2 separate regions of the Homo sapiens genome follow, and region 1 is linked to region 2. The links are chromatin loops, found by intact Hi-C in ENCODE. Cell type or tissue: A673. All regions are shown on one strand. Each heading gives the region's core, and the rest is flanking DNA. Links, peaks and the distances in the headings are about the cores only. Region 1 has its middle 100 kb from the start of FILNC1. Region 2 holds the start of LOC105378023 (a long non-coding RNA gene).

Region 1 (2,921 bases), core at 154-2,653, 350 kb before region 2:
TAGCCTCATCAGTGAGGCTAAACAGAAAGAATATATCAAGTTGTCAGATTCAACAAATGTTGTTTTTCCTCCACTGCTGAGGACCATAGTCATCATTTAAACGATGAGATCACTAATTTGAGAATAGAATTTCCAGCCTCTGGTAAAATGGACATAATATTGGACAGGCAACATTTAAATTTCAAATAGGTAAAATGACAATCATAGCTATAGCATTCTAACACGAGCTAAAGTTCAATTTTGTAATAATTAATGACTACATAAATGACAGTAATGATAACAAAAAGGTACATGAGTATGCTATCGTCAAATAAATGTTTAAATAGGCAACTGCTTTTTCTGGAAAATTATGATCCTGAAGTTTGTTCCAAACAATACCAGCAAGGCCTTTTTAGGAAAAAGTTCATCTCCAAAAACAGTCTAGTAGCAGGTTGAGAATTTGAACAGCAGCAAAGGAATCATAAACATTTTCTTGCCAGATGTACTGCCCAGATGTAAGGACACTCAATGTTTCAGCAAGCAAGGAAAGGCAGAGAGAACCAGGAGAGCTGGAAAACAATACACAAGTTAACCATTTGTTTTAATAACTACTTAAATACAAAAAATATTTATCATTTATTATATAGTTAACAAAAATAACTTTTTTCTTTTTCCTTCTTTTTTCCCTCAGTTTTCTCCTCTCTCTCTCTCTCTCTCTTCACCTCCCCTCCATCCCCCTCTGGTCATTTCCTCTCCCTTAAGGGGCCCCTTGAATTGCTTACAAACTCTGAAGTTTCCTCATGTTTCCACACTTTGAAGTGTCCCCTTCCCCCACTCTATCTCCATTCTGCAAAATCTATTCTTCAAAAAGAGAAATAACTTTTTCCAAAGAAAAGTACATCCTGAGAGAACTACAGTTGATCAAGTCATTCACATTACTAAATAAGCTAACCACAGTTTTTTTTAATGAGCAAATTATCATACTATTTAGAGCTATTTGGATGCACACAGATATTTACTATTATATTATAGTTATCTACATATAGAAAAAAAAAACTATAAGAAAGAGAGTTCAGGCTGGGCACAGTGGCTCATGCCTGTTATTCCAGGTACTTTGAGAGGCTGAGGCGGGTGGATCACTTTGAGCTCAGGAGTTCAAGACCAGCCTGGGCAATGCAGAGAAACCCTGGCTCTACAAAAAATACAAAAATTAGCTGGGCATTGGTGGCTCGAGCTTGTAGTCCCGGCTACACTGGAGGCCGAAGCTGGAAAATTGCTTGAGCCCAGGACGGGGAGGTTGCACTGAGCTGAGATAAGGTCACCTGCACTCCAGCCTGGGCAACAGAGTGAGAACGTGTCTCAAAAAAACAGAAAGAAAGAGAGAGAGAGAAGGAAGGAAGGAAGGAAGGAAGGAAGGAAGGAAGGAAGGAAGGAAGGAAGGAAAGAGTTCAGTAAACATGTCAGTATCTAAAGATTTTTCAAATAAAGTGTTTATACATTACATTCTGGCATACTACATAGATTCATGTTATATATTTGACTTTGGCAATAATTATTTTAATCCTTTTTATAAAGATACCACAACCTATATTAAGTTGTAACTTTGATATCTGAATTGGCACATGATTAAATGTTGTGATGTCCCTGCAAATGTTCCAGGAGGAAAAGTCACTCTCAATACAACACTACCTTGGCGTGTCCACTTAGCACACAGAAAGTGCCCCTGAGGGTAAATCTTCTATTCAGAAGTATGGTCCCAGGACCTTGACCCATCCACACATTCAGAGTGTAGTTTTTCCACAGAATGGTGTATAAACTCCATCCCAATTTATTCAAATGCTATGAGAAATATAACTTCTAAAGGGACCAGCTCATTCTCTTTGTAGAAGGGAATCAGAAAGAGAGTTCAAAAGATGAAGAGAATGTCTAATGGGACAGCCTGAGGTGGCTTATCAAGGTTGGGTTTATAATTGGGGCTGGACAGGCCAGTTTCCCAGACCAGATACTCACTCTCCTGGAGAGGGCTAGAATAGGCACCACTATGAACAGCCTTCTTCTGTTTCTTCATAACTGACCAATATTCTGCTCATTATATTTTTCTTTAAATATAATTTAAAATAGTCAAAATTGATGACTTTTAAAATAGTCAAAATTGATGCTCTGGCTATAATTTTTGTTTGTGTGTTTGTTTTTTGAGATGGAGTCTCGCTCTGTCCCCCAGGCTGGAGTGCAGTGGTGTGATCTCGGCTCACTGCAAGCTCCGCCTCCTGGGTTCATGCCATTCTCCTGCCTCAGCCTCCTGAGTAGCTGGGACTGCAGGCGCCTGCCACAACTCCTGGCCAATTTTTTGTATTTTTAGTAGAGACGGGGTTTCACCATGTTAGCCAGGATGGTCTTGATCTCCTGACCTCGTGATCCACCCGCCTCGGCCTCCCAAAGTGCTGGGATTACAGGCGTTAGCCACCGCGCCTGGCCTGCTCTGGCTATAATTTTATACTTTTAACATGATTTTTTACTTCTTTGCTCTAATATACTAATCTGTTGATGTCAGTGTTTTACTCTAAGGTGATGGCATAAGGAGATTTCTATTATAAATACAAATATAAGAAATGTTTTTACCTATTGATAACCTGAAATGTAACCATGGAAATTTTTGTATAAACATACCAAAAGTGATGCATTTAGAAGCTACTGCCTGTAGCTTCTAGTGCCAGACACACTATTGGTCCCACCATATGCCACTTGTATGAGCATTGGTCAAATTGTTCAATCTCTTATAGCCTCAATTTGATCATATATAAAGTGATAATAGCATCTCCCTCCCAAGTCATGTATGAAGACTTAATTGGTTGCATGACATGAAGAGTGTGATACACTAAGGAGCTGTGTGGGACATTCCTCATTTGATTTATTTTCACTCATTACTTACTTCTCTCCAAAAA
Region 2 (2,921 bases), core at 116-2,615:
AAAGTGGGGGTAGTAGCACATGGATGATGCAAACCAATTATTAATGACAATCCAACATGACATCGTGATACAAACAGGGAACAACATGTCCTTCTGTTGAATGCTTCAGAAACTATTTATGATCCGTATTTTAAAAGCAATTCTAAAATAAATGCTATAAGTCCATCATGGCCAAATCTGCAAAGGCCTGAAAGAAATTGGGGCATGTATAACCAAATCAAGATGTGCACAAATAAGAAAACTCAAACAAGTGAAATTCCACCGATAACTGAGAGAGCAGCTGACAATCTCAGATGCCTCATCGTTGTTGTTGCCAGAAGTGCCCCCTCAAGAACGAAATGGGGTGCACTGGGAGATGGGGCAAGGATGACAAAAACTTTGCAGATAAAAAGCATCAACGATGATGAACAATTGCCAGACACTCCCAGCAAATCTGTCTTAAATCACCACCATTCTTAATGTGTTTTATTGTGGCTAAATAGAAGAAATGAGCCCAACCTCTCCTCCTGAGAGTTTTTACGAATTGTGGAGCCCATTCAAGCTGCCATCAGAGTTGGGCAGTGAGACCTGAGGAGGTCGTGTGCTTATTTGTATTCGTGCACTCAGAATTCTGTTAGAACTCTGGGCATTGCTAGTATACATTTGAAGTTTTCTGGCCCCTTACAAGCTATTTTGGAACATGGTTTCAAAACAGGAAAACCAATTTGCACCTACACTAGAGCCATTGAGCTGGTGCCAGAGAAGCCCTGTGGGTTGGCCGAGCACCACTGCAACACAAGGAAAATGAGGAAGGGGCTCTAAACCCAGGAATCACAATTTTCCTTATATAGAAAGTAGAGTTGGCTCTAGCTACCTTTCAGGGTTGTCATGAGGCAGTCACTCTCTAAAGAAAATCCGAGGCCAGGCGCAGCGGCTCTCACCTGTAATCGCAGCACTTTGGGATGCCGAGGCAGGTGGATGGCCTGAGCTCAGAGTTTAAGACTAGCCTGGGCAACATGGTGAAAACCCATCTCTACCAAAAATACAAAAAATTAGAGAGGCATGGTGGTGCACACCTGTGGTACCAGCTGCTTTGGAGGCTGAGGCAGGAGAATCACTTGAGCCCGAGAGGTAGAGGTTGTGGGGGGCCAAGATAGTGCCACTCAAACCTGGGTGACAGTGAGACCCTGAAGAAAGAAAGAGAGAGAGAGAGAGAGAGAGAGGAAGGAAGGAGGGAGGGAGGGAGGGAGGGAGGGAAAGAAGGAAAGAAGGAAGGAAGGAAGGAAGGAAGGAAGGAAGGAAGGAAGGAAGGAAGGAAGGAAGGAAGGAAAAAGGAAATCTGAGCTTATCTTCTTCCCTTTTGCCCAAAAGGAGCCAAGAAATTTTCCCCGGTGGGGAAAGGTTAAGCCTCATAACCTGATGTCATCAGAAGCATTCAAATAATATTTTTAAAAGAATCTTCTAATAAACTATCTCTGGAAAAAATAAAATAAAATGATAAGGATGATTGTCTTTGAGGAGAAAAGCTCGGTGGTTGTGGGCAGCAGACTGAAGGGAAATGGACTCACTGTGTATGTTTTAATATTGGGTATCATGTGTCTTTCAACCTAGTCAAACATTAAATAAATAAAATGTAATTTTCTAACGTAGCCTTCAAAATCCATCATTTTGTGTGTTCTGCTTTATTATAGGGTTAATAGTGACTTAGAGCTTTGCTCTGCTCCTTAGACATTATTCAACATAAAAGGCATCCCATATGAAGATTAGAAGATCATAGGTTCCTACTTAAAAGAAGGAAGCAAGCTCAACAATTATTACAATTTCTCTTAATAGAAAAGAAACATGGAATGTGTTAGTGAAATCTTGACATTTTATAATTAGTCCATTATATCCTAATTTTTAAAAATGTAATGAATGAACTTTCCCACCCCTCTTCTCCAACCAGCTTTGTTTTCTCTAATCAGCTGCCTTGTCTCTTCTACAATGAAAGCACGCCCATACACCTCCTCACCTTTCCTCACGCCCATACACCTCCTCACCTTTCCTCACCACCAAACACTTACTTGCAACAGAAGAAAGAAAAGATCAGTGTCAGAGGGCAGAGAATAAAAAGGTACAGTCTTCTAATTTCTTTTATTTGGAAAACAGAAATAAAAATTACTATACAGGTTGCCAATCATGTTGTCTTTCAAACTTTAATTTCCCTAAAGGGAAAGAGTTTTAATTTTCTTTAGCATCTTAAACATTGTCAAGTCTACCTAGGTTTAAAAACAAATATTGTTTGACAATAATGCCATTTTTCCTTTCTGTCACTGAGGAGCAACATTATGTAACAACGATTCCATGGCCAAGCAAAACTCTCACTGATATTTCATTCAACTTTCACACTGCCAAGGGGTCACTGGTCTCACCATCACTACAGACACCCTACTCCAGTCCTGTTTAGAACAAAACGTTCTTAGAACACATTCTAAACACATTCCCATACCTCTCACCTGCTTATTGAAAAATCTCCTTCAGGGGAAATGACATTCCTCAACTTTTCCTTTTTTTCACCTTTGGTATATTTACTTACCCATGTCTTAGTCAGTCTATGAATACTCTGGAAACTTGAGAAGACCTCTTCAGGAAGATAATGAGAAGGAACAGATTTTTAGGAAAACATTCCTATGTTTTAGGGAAATGAAGATGATTTGTTAAGGCAAATTTCTGTACTTATGGTGCCTAGGTCTCTATACTGGAAGTCGGTATAAGGCAGGGAGCTTTGTGAAGGAAATCTCTTAATTCTAGCAATAAGGGCTGCTTTGAGTTAATTGTGTTAAGGAAGTAGTGTTTTAGTGATTCATGTTTAAATGAAACCATTATTTTCTAAACCCTGCCAAAAACTTACCACAACTCATTCATGTGATTTTATTACAAATTAAGATTTACATAATTTTGGA

Evidence for each region. Peaks named below come from ENCODE experiments on the same cell type or tissue, not always from the same donor. Only the 100,000 strongest peaks of a DNase experiment are listed, where the experiment ranks them.
Region 1: it touches region 2 in a loop (14-fold over the local background); 3 of 110 quality-filtered maps call a loop at or near these places.

Annotation. Positions count from the first base shown.
Region 1 is chr6:139,869,873-139,872,793 of GRCh38, reverse strand. No RefSeq gene overlaps it. Among named protein-coding and RNA genes, the nearest start is that of FILNC1, 100 kb to the right of the region's middle. In A673, for the core only: no CTCF peak of the experiment used is centred there; DNase peaks (open chromatin) are centred at 753 and 1,293; H3K27ac peaks cover 2,500 bases.
Region 2 is chr6:139,522,644-139,525,564 of GRCh38, reverse strand. LOC105378023 (a long non-coding RNA gene) reads right to left here and starts at 742. Exons shown (of 3, transcript XR_943067.2): 1 at 1-742. In A673, for the core only: no CTCF peak of the experiment used is centred there; a DNase peak (open chromatin) is centred at 1,364; H3K27ac peaks cover 2,374 bases.